2 separate regions of the Mus musculus genome follow, and region 1 is linked to region 2. Evidence: chromatin loops called from intact Hi-C (ENCODE). Cell type or tissue: left cerebral cortex. All regions are shown on one strand.

Region 1 (5,000 bases), 170 kb before region 2:
CATGTGTGCAGCTTTTCCATCTTATATAGAAGACAAAGTCTTGCAGTAGATGTCCTAGACTTCTGGCTCTTGAAATCTTTCCATCCTCTCTGCTGTAATGTCCTTTGAGATGTAGGTATACAGTTATGTTGCACATATATCATTTAGGGGTGGGCACACCATAGTGAGCTGATCTCTGTATTTTGATTAGTTGAGGCTTTTTAGAATGGTTACTATCTACTTCAAAAGGAAGCTTTTATTTTTGACATGAAATAAGAGCCACACTTGTCTGTGGGTATAAAAATAAGTATTAAGAATATAGTTCAAAGTGGGATGATGGTAGTACATGGCTTTAATCCCAGCACTTGGGAGGCAGAGGTAGGTGGAATTCCAGGCCAACCTGATCTACAAAATGAGGTCCAGGACATCCAGGACTACATAGAGAGACCCTGTCTCAAAAAACATAGCTAGAGATCGTATTGGTTTGGGCAAGTGGCCATAGTAGGTTCTTCTCTAGTTTCCATGGGCTTACCAGCCACAGATATTTGGCTAGGCATACAGTAACTACCAGCTATACAGTTCATTCCTACTGAATGGACCTTAAAAGCAGTTAGACAAATGTCAGGTCATTGCTGTGGCTCATAAAGAGCTGGGTAGGACTGTTGACTACTTTTCTCCCTTGGCAGTTTGCATTGTACCTTCTCATATTAGGGAAGCTAGTTTTCAGGAAGGAGCCTTCTGGGTCAGATTTGGCTCTATTCTTCCAAGTCATGAGTTTGAACTTTAATCATTTCTTCCTTTAAGACAAAACCTTCAAGTGATAAGAAGAGAAAAGCCCAGTTGCTTGCAAGAACTATGGCCCCATTGCTCTCAGAACAGATTAATGAACAGGTTGGGAACAGAGGATAAGCCTGTTTAGTGAAGGATCTGATCCTATAGTTCTGGACTCTTGGAATCTAGACTAGATTTCTAATATGTTTCTCAGTGATGTCCCTGTTCTTGTGTCTGTGGGCCATATTATGAGTTGCATGGAATAGTAGAGACCAGAGAAAGCAAACATAGACCTGAGTTCCAACTTCGGTTCATTTCCTGTGCCAAGAATAGGTTACTTCCTGAATTTCCTTAATGGTAGCTGAAGGAGAAATGGACCAGGAAGGCCCGGTCCAGTTGTATAACACAGTTGCTGAGAGGATTTAGATCTTTGTATTGGTTTTATCTGCATTGTTTATTATCCTGGACTTCTGTGTAGAGGTCTTGACACATGGATGTTTGCTTAGGTCATTGAGTATGGAGGTATGAGGATGCTCCACACAGAACCCGTAGCGAAATGGTTCTCAACCTCCCTAAGGTTGTGGCCCTTTAATACCGTACCTCATGCTGTGGCAATCCCCAGCCACAACATTATTTTGTTGCTACCTCATAACTGTAATGTTGCTACCATTGTGACTCATAATGTAAATATGTGATATGCGGAATATCTGCTATGCAACTCCCAAAGTAGTTGTGACCCACAGGCTGAGAACCACTTCTATAGAATGAATGCCAGATTCGATTTCCATGACATTTGAAGCAGAATTGAAGAAGACAAGCCAATCAGAGCCTCCTGCCTATCCCCAGTTCTCTGATGTTTCAGAAGTCGTTTTCCCTAATTCCTCTCGGAATATGTAGATTCCTACCTTTAACCTCTAGTGTTTTTCTGTCCTTCCTATCTAGGAAGACATAAGGCCTGAATATCCTAAAAAAATGCCTAGGCCACAGACCTCCAAATCCGTTTCTCGGAGACAAGATGTCCAGTTTGTTCATTACAACAATAGCTGCCAGACTTATTACAGTTATGTAATAGGTTTCTTTTTTTAACCAGGTCTTGAAAATGTGTGCATTATCCTTTAGGTAATAAATGAAATAAAATAGGCTGAAAATAAATCAGCTTTGCAAAATGGGGCTGGAGCTTTTCTAATGGCGCCATTAGAAGTCATTGTCGTTGCTCTGGAAGGAGCCTGTGGCAAGTGCCTTCTTTTTAACCCTTTCTGAGTGCTTGGCTCATTTTGCACCAGTGGCTATCGAGACTTTGGCTTGATAAAGATGAGGCCTGGACTCTGAGCATAGCATGTGTCTGACGGGAGGTGACTCAGGAAGACATTATCATGCGTTTTCTAATATGGTGGGATCACTTCTGCTTCCTGAGTTCTAATCCCACCCTGCCCCCCAACCCATTCCCATCTCAAAATGTCACTTCTCCTCCTCAGAGTCACTTTCTAACTGTCATGGTTATAATAAACAAGGACATGTCTTTCTGGCTCCGATTCATTAGCTGAGTGTTGAAAATTAAGAGGTAGTCAGGATTGTCTAAGGTAGATACCACAATCAGTTTCCTTTGTGTGCTCGAGGGCACTAGCTTTCTTTGCTTTTCTGTCCAGAAAAAGTTTTATCAGCAATTTCAACATAGAATTTTGATTGAATTGTTAATTAATCTGATCTAAGTGCAGTGGGGTCATAGTTCTTTCAAGTAAATGGGTTTTTGTTGTTATTTTTGTTTTTGTTAAGTGTATAGGATACCACACACTGGGCTCAGTGTCTGCAGAGAGGGACAGAGACTAGCCACACATAAAATACTCCTATATGTGTCATAATAATGATCGGTAGCAGGACTTTGTATGCTCTGATAAGATGTTTTTGAAGTTCTCAAAGGGGGAGAGAATGTCTGCATGGGGTGGCTGAAGTCAAATGTCATCAAGAAATAACCCTACATCTTGTTTGCATGCATTAGCATTGAACAGAGGGAGTCTTGAGTCATCTGATTTCACCCCTCATTAATATTTTCTCTCTGTGTTCCCTAGCTAGACTCTTCTCCCTGGCACATGGAAAGCTATTAACAATACACGCACGTGGCACATCTGTGGAGCCATTATTGCTGCTAGATAGCTGTGTTTGTGTAAAATATTGAACACCCTGTGACGATTTATAATGGTTTCCCACCCTGTCCACTGCCACCCCTTCCTCCATTTAAAGATATATTAACATTCCTAGTTCTACCTGGAGGGAAAACTCTCTGAAGCGAGACCCTGTAAAGATAAACTGCTCTTCTCTCAAAGTCTCTCACTAGACTGAGCAAGGATGCCTCCCAGAAGAAGGGAGCTCCCTGAAACCCATGGGAGAGGCAGCTCTGTTGGCAGATATTGGGGTCCTGGCTAACACCCACCTTTTTTTTTTAACAATGTACAGATGCTTTGGGCATGAAAGATCCTCTCAGTTGCTTAAATACTAGCTTCAGCTTTTCAAGTTTATCAGCCCAGAGGCTAGGGACTTCAATTTAGTCTTTGGAAGGGGTGGGCAGGGACTGTACAGGCTATGGGGTGAGGGCCGCTGTCTGTTCAGCACCAAGCCTCCAGGGAGGGTCCTGGCGTGAGGAGGTGTAACAGATTACTGATGTCACCAGCAGGTGCACACAGTGCTCCAACTGCGACGCAGCACTCAATTTCTTCTAAAGCTGCTGCAGTCTCTCCTTGGCCCTATTATGCTCTCTTGCTGCCCACCCACCCATGGTATCTGAGTGGGGGGGGGCAGGTGAACAGAGCACGCATTCCTGGCATGCCGGACTCCCGTGGGATGGAGAAGAGCCTTCAGGGAGAAACCACTGTTGCCTGTGGCTTTGACATCCAGCCTTTTTACTCCCACCTCTCCTGTGCCACCCACCCAGAGTGGGTTCTTGGTCACTGCAGTAGAGGCTCCAGGGACAGAGAGTGACATGAGGCAATGTCTGTGGCAGAGGGGAGCATGTGTGCTGAGGCTCGGGAGACGCTGATTGGCTGCTAGTGAGGTAATGCAGTACAGTCTAAATGTGGCCACAGCAGAGCCAGCATCCAGGGTGTGCCTCCCTACAAGCTTCAGTTGCCTGCAGATGTCTGAAGGACAAGGTCTCTGGGGGCTTCTGGAGGCACAACAGAGCTGTCTGGCTCACAGGGTCTGGTTTGTAATGACAATATCCAAGGTCTATGTTGTCAATACTGTTTCCTGTCCCTCCATCTTTTAAATGCACCACACTTCTGTCCCTTGCTCTTGAGCCTGGCTATTTTAGAGGAAGCTTAAACATATAGAATTCGGCCATAGGACCACTCACTGCCCTGGTCATGATAAGCAACAGTCTAGACAGGTGTGGAGGGCAGGTACTGTTTTCAGAGTAATGCTTTTAATGGCATACACCTCCCTAGGAGTCCTTCCAAGGACAAATTTACCTTCAAGGACAAATTTACCTTCATAGTTGGGCAAGGAGTCCATACCCAGGCTCCCCATTCCATAGTGTTTGGTGGTTTTAGCACAAAGAATTGAAGAGTCCAAAAGGGCATTGTGGGTTACACTACCCTCTCATTAGTAAGACTCTCCACAGACAGAGTTGTTTTTTCTGGATGAGTGTTCAGGGGCTTAGCTGCTTCTAGAGACCATCGTTAGTGCTGAGAGAAGAAGTTATACCAATTAAGTCAACAGTAAATGTGCACCTACTGTCTGCTAGTGCCAGAGGTCATGAGAATGAGGGCCATATTGTCAAAGAAGTCCGTTTTCCCCCCACTTATTCAACAAACAACTCATGGTTCTAGGAGGTGACTAGAGGGAGCTTTGATCCTGCTCTCCTGAGCTAGTATGTGCCGAGAAATATATACGTATGAAAATAAGAGAGCTATGCAGAAAAATGAAAGAACTGTGCAAAAGAGGGTGACTACAGGTTGATTTTCTTGGGTCAAGTGGTCAGCTTGTTAGCCAAGCCCTCCATGTGACAAATAAGATGGTCATGGGATGGTTTAGGAGAAATTGCAGCTGGCAGAGGGAGCTGTGTAAGTAAAATCCTGAGTCAGATTAAGTCTGAAACAAGAAGAGCAGTCAGCCAGAAAGCCTGGGGACAAGAGAAAGTATAGTTGGATGCTATAACCCTTGCATCTGATAGGTGAAGGTAGAAAGATCAGGACTTGAATGCTATCTCTAGACATATAACAAGTTCAAGGCTGGCCTGAGCTACATGGGATCCTGTC
Region 2 (5,000 bases):
TAAATAATTTTGTTTGACTTTGTAACATTTGTTTAAAGAAGATGATTTGTAACAGTCTTTAAAGGAAGACTGTTTTCAATTTTACAGATTAAAAAAATGAGAGGCCTTGTAGTCCCTAGGACAGAGACATGGCAAGTCCAGTGTATTCACAAATTTTCTCTTTGGAGAAAATGCCCACAGTGGGATGGGTATGCCTCTATTAAGTAGATTCTACCATTGAAGAAAGGTGTCCATGCACCATCTGAAATGAACCTTCTTTCCTTTCTCCTTTACTAAAGCATTTATTGACGATACTGTACCAAATGCTCCTGGGGGTGGGGGTATCCAAAAGGATACTGTCCTCAAAGACCATATATTATCTCGATGTCTCTCTGCCTGCAGTGTGTGTAAGCATGAAAGCCTGTTGCAGATTCACATGTGTATTCAAATGCCAAGCAGATAGTGATACAAAAAAATGACAATATAAACTACTTTCACTTGGAAAATATAGGTAATGCATTTTCATGATTTTGCACATGAAAATGATGAGACCTATTTTCACAAGGCTTGCTTATGACAACAAAATAATACCGGGGACATCTTATTTCTCATCCAAATATTTATTTACCCCAAACAATTTAAGACTATCCTATACAATGTGTATGGATACTTTCTGGGAAGTGTAATGTCCCAGGAAAATAATTGATACATTTTCAACACTACTACATGGTTCACGATAGAGTGGAAGTTGGGTTGTGTGTTCCTTTAAATCATTTACTTCATTTCTGTCTTGCTCCCACTTTTAAAAACTGCCTTTGTTGAAAAGAAAACAAGACCAAAAAAAAAAAAAAAACCCAACAACAACAACAACAACAAAACCAACCCAGCTGTACTTGGCAGCTGGTTTGGAATGATGGCATTGAGGAACAAGGGAATTTGCACAATTAACAGCTATACATAGATCCAATTCCGGCGTGAGCATGTTTAATGGTGTGCCACCCGCCTGGTTCCATGTGATAGGCTGATTAAAATCTTATTTACATTTCTTCCAGGTTCTTACACATCCTGTATTTCTTCTTAAATTTTTATTTGGTTATTGGATTCCGTGGAGGGCAATGAGCCTGGAAAAGAATAGTCCCTCTTCCCAGCTGATGCCAGTTTTATATCATATTTACTCTCAATTTGAAAAGCAGCTTCATAAGCCTGTGAAAGCGCTTATCTCCATCCACTATATCTACCTTAAAAACCACTACATCTTAAGGGCCGTTATGCAGAGTCTCGCATCAATTATTAAAGAAGGATCCGTCGTCAAGTGGATACCTCTGATGTCATAGACGAAGCTGGATATCAGGAGAGGGAGCCTATGATAGCCACTAAATGCTATGATGAGCATTTGAATTTCAAACGCAATATGGTTCCTGGGCTGGATCCTGGAGCTGAAAGCGAAGTGTGAGCTCTGAATACCTTCTTCTGTGTAGTCAGTGGGACTGTGTCAATGCTAATTTCTTACTTCTTGAAGAAAGTACCATCGATTTCCATAAAGAGTTAATGCTTTTAAAACTCCTTTGCAATTTATACCCTACCCCTACCTTAGGAGATGTGTGAAGAGTGACATTGACAAAAGAACTTGCATCTATTGTTGATCAAGGCTTCAAAAGAAAACATGGCCTTTTGAAAGCAGGTACTAAGATTGAATCCAGACAATGTGATACCTGCTTGTTACTTTATAATTGCCTGATCCTGGGTCAGGTTCTCCATCTACACGACGGACGTGTACGTATTGTTTTGCTTACACAGTTAATGGCACTACTCACCATAAATATAAAAAGAAGTACTGTGCAAAGACAATAATTGCTGTGCTTGGGAAATGTGTAAGAGGCACTCAAAGCTGTCTGTCCATCTACAGCCTACATCACTCAAATCTTTGGCAATCTAACCTCACTCCCCGCATCCACTCCTTCCTCCTTTTCCTTCAAACAAAAGAGCGGGCCTCCTAAGGAAATCCACCAAACATGACCTAACACGTTACAACAAGACTAAGCACAAACCCTTCTGTATCGCAGTTGGATTAGGCAACCCAGACCAAGGAAAAGGGTCAAAGAGCCAAAGAAGTCCTTTTCCTGAAAACATGACCAAATATGTGCTTTATCCCCCTCTGGTGGCCATCCCATGAATTGCAGGCATTTTGGGCCTCCAGTGATTGGAAAGAGTAAGTCTAGACAGCTCCTTATGAATTTCAGTAGCTCTGCTCCAAGTTCCACCTTGAGGGCAGTTCCATCCATTTTTCTTTCTTATGGAATCTCAAATGGGCTTGCAACAATAGTGTTCGGCTAAATGTGTCATTTTCTAAGAATGCTCTAATGCTTTTACCCGTACACCTCCAGGGTTTATTCCGGGTTTACTCCGTCACGCTGTTGTCCTCTTCTGCTTTATTTCCTGCCTGCTTAGCCTGTAGGAGGAGGAAGAAAAATTCTACGCTAGTGGAATCGTGCCCTGACTAGTGTCTCTAGCAAAGGCATATAGCCATGGATCATTCCCAGAGGGGAACCATCTAAACTTCTGTTCTGTATTCTTTCATTTTTGTTCTCTGTGGCCCAGACAAGCCATGCTGCTGGCTTAGGAAGTGGGGGGGGGCTTTCAGCAATGAATTTACCTCCCCCTAGCCTTAGCTTTCGTCAAAGAGAAACATATTTTCACTTAAACTTTACCCACACAACACAAACGTACATGGATGAGCCCCTCATCCAGAGTAGCCATGGGCAGTTGAAAATCAGAGGCAGGCTGGAACACAAGACACTGCCCAACTGGGGAGTGGGGAGAGATGGCTTCAACTTCTATCCTAAGCCGCCATGACATTTCATGTTATTATATAGCAATGATAAATAATGCGATAGGTATGAAATAGTTCTTATTGAATTTCCCAACAATACTAGAAAATAATATATATATATGTATATATATATATTTCAAATAAAGAAAGTGGGGCTTGAACAGTTTTCCTAGGTGAGATGCAAGGCTATGGGAAGCAGGAGAAAACTCATGCCTACACCAATATAGCTGAGTACTGTCACTTAGTAGTCTTTTCTCATGTGTATTCTTCATTCACATCACATAGCCTTCATCAATCTTTACATATAATTTTCCCCCTGGAGATTCTGGAATTGGCTTCACATTGCTTCTTTGCTCTGACTCTAAGCAGTCATTATTTCTTGATTAGGGTTGGCATAGATGATAAATCCTATTTTCCATTCAGTGAATAAATGTTTATTAAAGAAAAGGAGGAAGAAAAAGATTCTCTTGGCCAAAGTAGCCAAAAGAAAGCTTCACTAAGGACTATAAATTCAACTCAGCCTTGGAGCAATGGCACAGGGCCTAGATAATTAGAGATAATTGTGATAGTAACTTTATTATTGGGGGCTTTCTATCAGCTACCTCTTGACATTGGCTACTGTTAGTCCATTTTTTTTTAAAGCACATAGCTGGACTGGCCAGATGTTCAGTGAGGGCCCAAGCTTAACTTCCCAGAAATTACATAAAAGCTAGCTGTATGTCAAGAGCATCAGCAATTCTAACACTTCTATGGGAAGATGGAGGATAGAGATGAGAGATCCCCAGAAGCTCCTGGGTCAGCTAATCTCTCATACCATGGCACACACAACATAGAGACCCTGTGTCAAATAAGATGAAAGACCAAGAGAGGCATTGAAGGTTGATCTTTGGCCTCAATGCATACACCATGGCATGCTTACTTCCTTATTTCTACATAGGAACACACACACACACACACACACACACACACACACACACACACACACACACACAGAGAGAGAGAGAGAGAGAGAGAGAGAGAGAGAGAGAGAGAGAGAGAGAGAGAAAGTACAGAGGTACTGAGGTTAGGCGGCTTGTGGGAGATCACACAGGTCTCCCAGCAAAACTGTAGTTCCCACAGTGGATCTAGAGTTCACACTTTAACACATCACATGATTTTAAGAATGCTTGTATTCATTCAGTCAGTTCTTTATTTTAACTCACTGTCACAGAAGAAGTGTTTCATTACAAGGAATGAGTGAATATCTTCTCTTTTTGTAAATAAAAGAAAAAAAATGTTTCTAGGTAAGTGAAAAGGCAAGACCAAAAAGATAGACGTAGGCATGCTAACACTGTTACTGTTGGATGGCATTTGATGGGCCACAGAGTGAACACACATTTGGTAAGGTAGATGGGGAGCAATCTAAGAAATTTGGGTTTCGTTTATCTCTTGATGTGAGGGTTGTCACTCTCTCTGGCTATTCTGTTTTATAGTCCTGCATGATGCAGATTATATGTAATTACTTATACAAGTGCTTATTTTATACTTGGTTGGTTATAGTCTGACAAAGTAATCTCCTCCGTGTGTGTGTGTGTGTGTGTGTGTGTGTGTGTGTGCTGTATGTGCATGTATATTTGATATGCATGTGAAAGCATAAATTTTTATGCCTTCAGCACACAAAGGACGTTACTGTCTTCTGTTGTTAATCTTTACTTTATTTCCTGGGGAGAGGGTCTTTCACTGAGCAAGAAGCTTGCCAATTTGGCTTGTTGATAGGCTCCTAGGATCTGCCTTCATCTGCCTCCCAGTGCTCAGGTTATAGGCACATGTACACTTGACCTCGTATTTACAGCAGGGCTGAGAATTTAAACATAGGCCCTCATGCTTGGAGAGAAGCAATATTATGAAGCCATCTCTCCAAGACTCTCCTGAGCCTTAGGAGATGGGATGAGTTTAACACTTGTGATATGTTTCTACATGTGGAAAGTCAGCATGGAAAAGTGAGAGGTTTGTCTTGGATAACAGTAGCTATCATGTCTAATTCTAATGAGACCTTGGTTATTGACAACTATTTCTTCTGCTTTTCAAGGAACCAATTACCAAACAGGGCAGTTAAGATCCTGTAACAATACATTTAGAATTTTCTGTGGTGAGCAAGTTGCATGTAAATTGGAGGCATTACAGCCAGTTTCATTATATTATCCAAGTCAAA

What was found. Hi-C counts contacts between places; a loop is a spot of excess contacts. Peaks named below come from ENCODE experiments on the same cell type or tissue, not always from the same donor. Only the 100,000 strongest peaks of a DNase experiment are listed, where the experiment ranks them.
Region 1: a loop joins it to region 2, with 2.1 times the contacts of the local background. A loop is called at or near these places in 2 of 42 quality-filtered maps.

What each region holds. Positions count from the first base shown.
Region 1 is chr12:89,125,950-89,130,949 of GRCm38, forward strand. All of the region lies in intron 3 of Nrxn3 (neurexin III), which reads left to right. Among named protein-coding and RNA genes, the nearest start is that of Gm40537, 160 kb to the left of the region's middle. In left cerebral cortex, no CTCF peak of the experiment used is centred here; DNase peaks (open chromatin) are centred at 1,918, 3,226, 3,773 and 4,241; H3K4me3 peaks cover 256 bases; H3K27ac peaks cover 2,035 bases.
Region 2 is chr12:89,300,069-89,305,068 of GRCm38, forward strand. All of the region lies in intron 7 of Nrxn3 (neurexin III), which reads left to right. Among named protein-coding and RNA genes, the nearest start is that of Gm40537, 330 kb to the left of the region's middle. In left cerebral cortex, a CTCF peak has its summit at 2,150 (motif pointing left); a DNase peak (open chromatin) is centred at 2,145.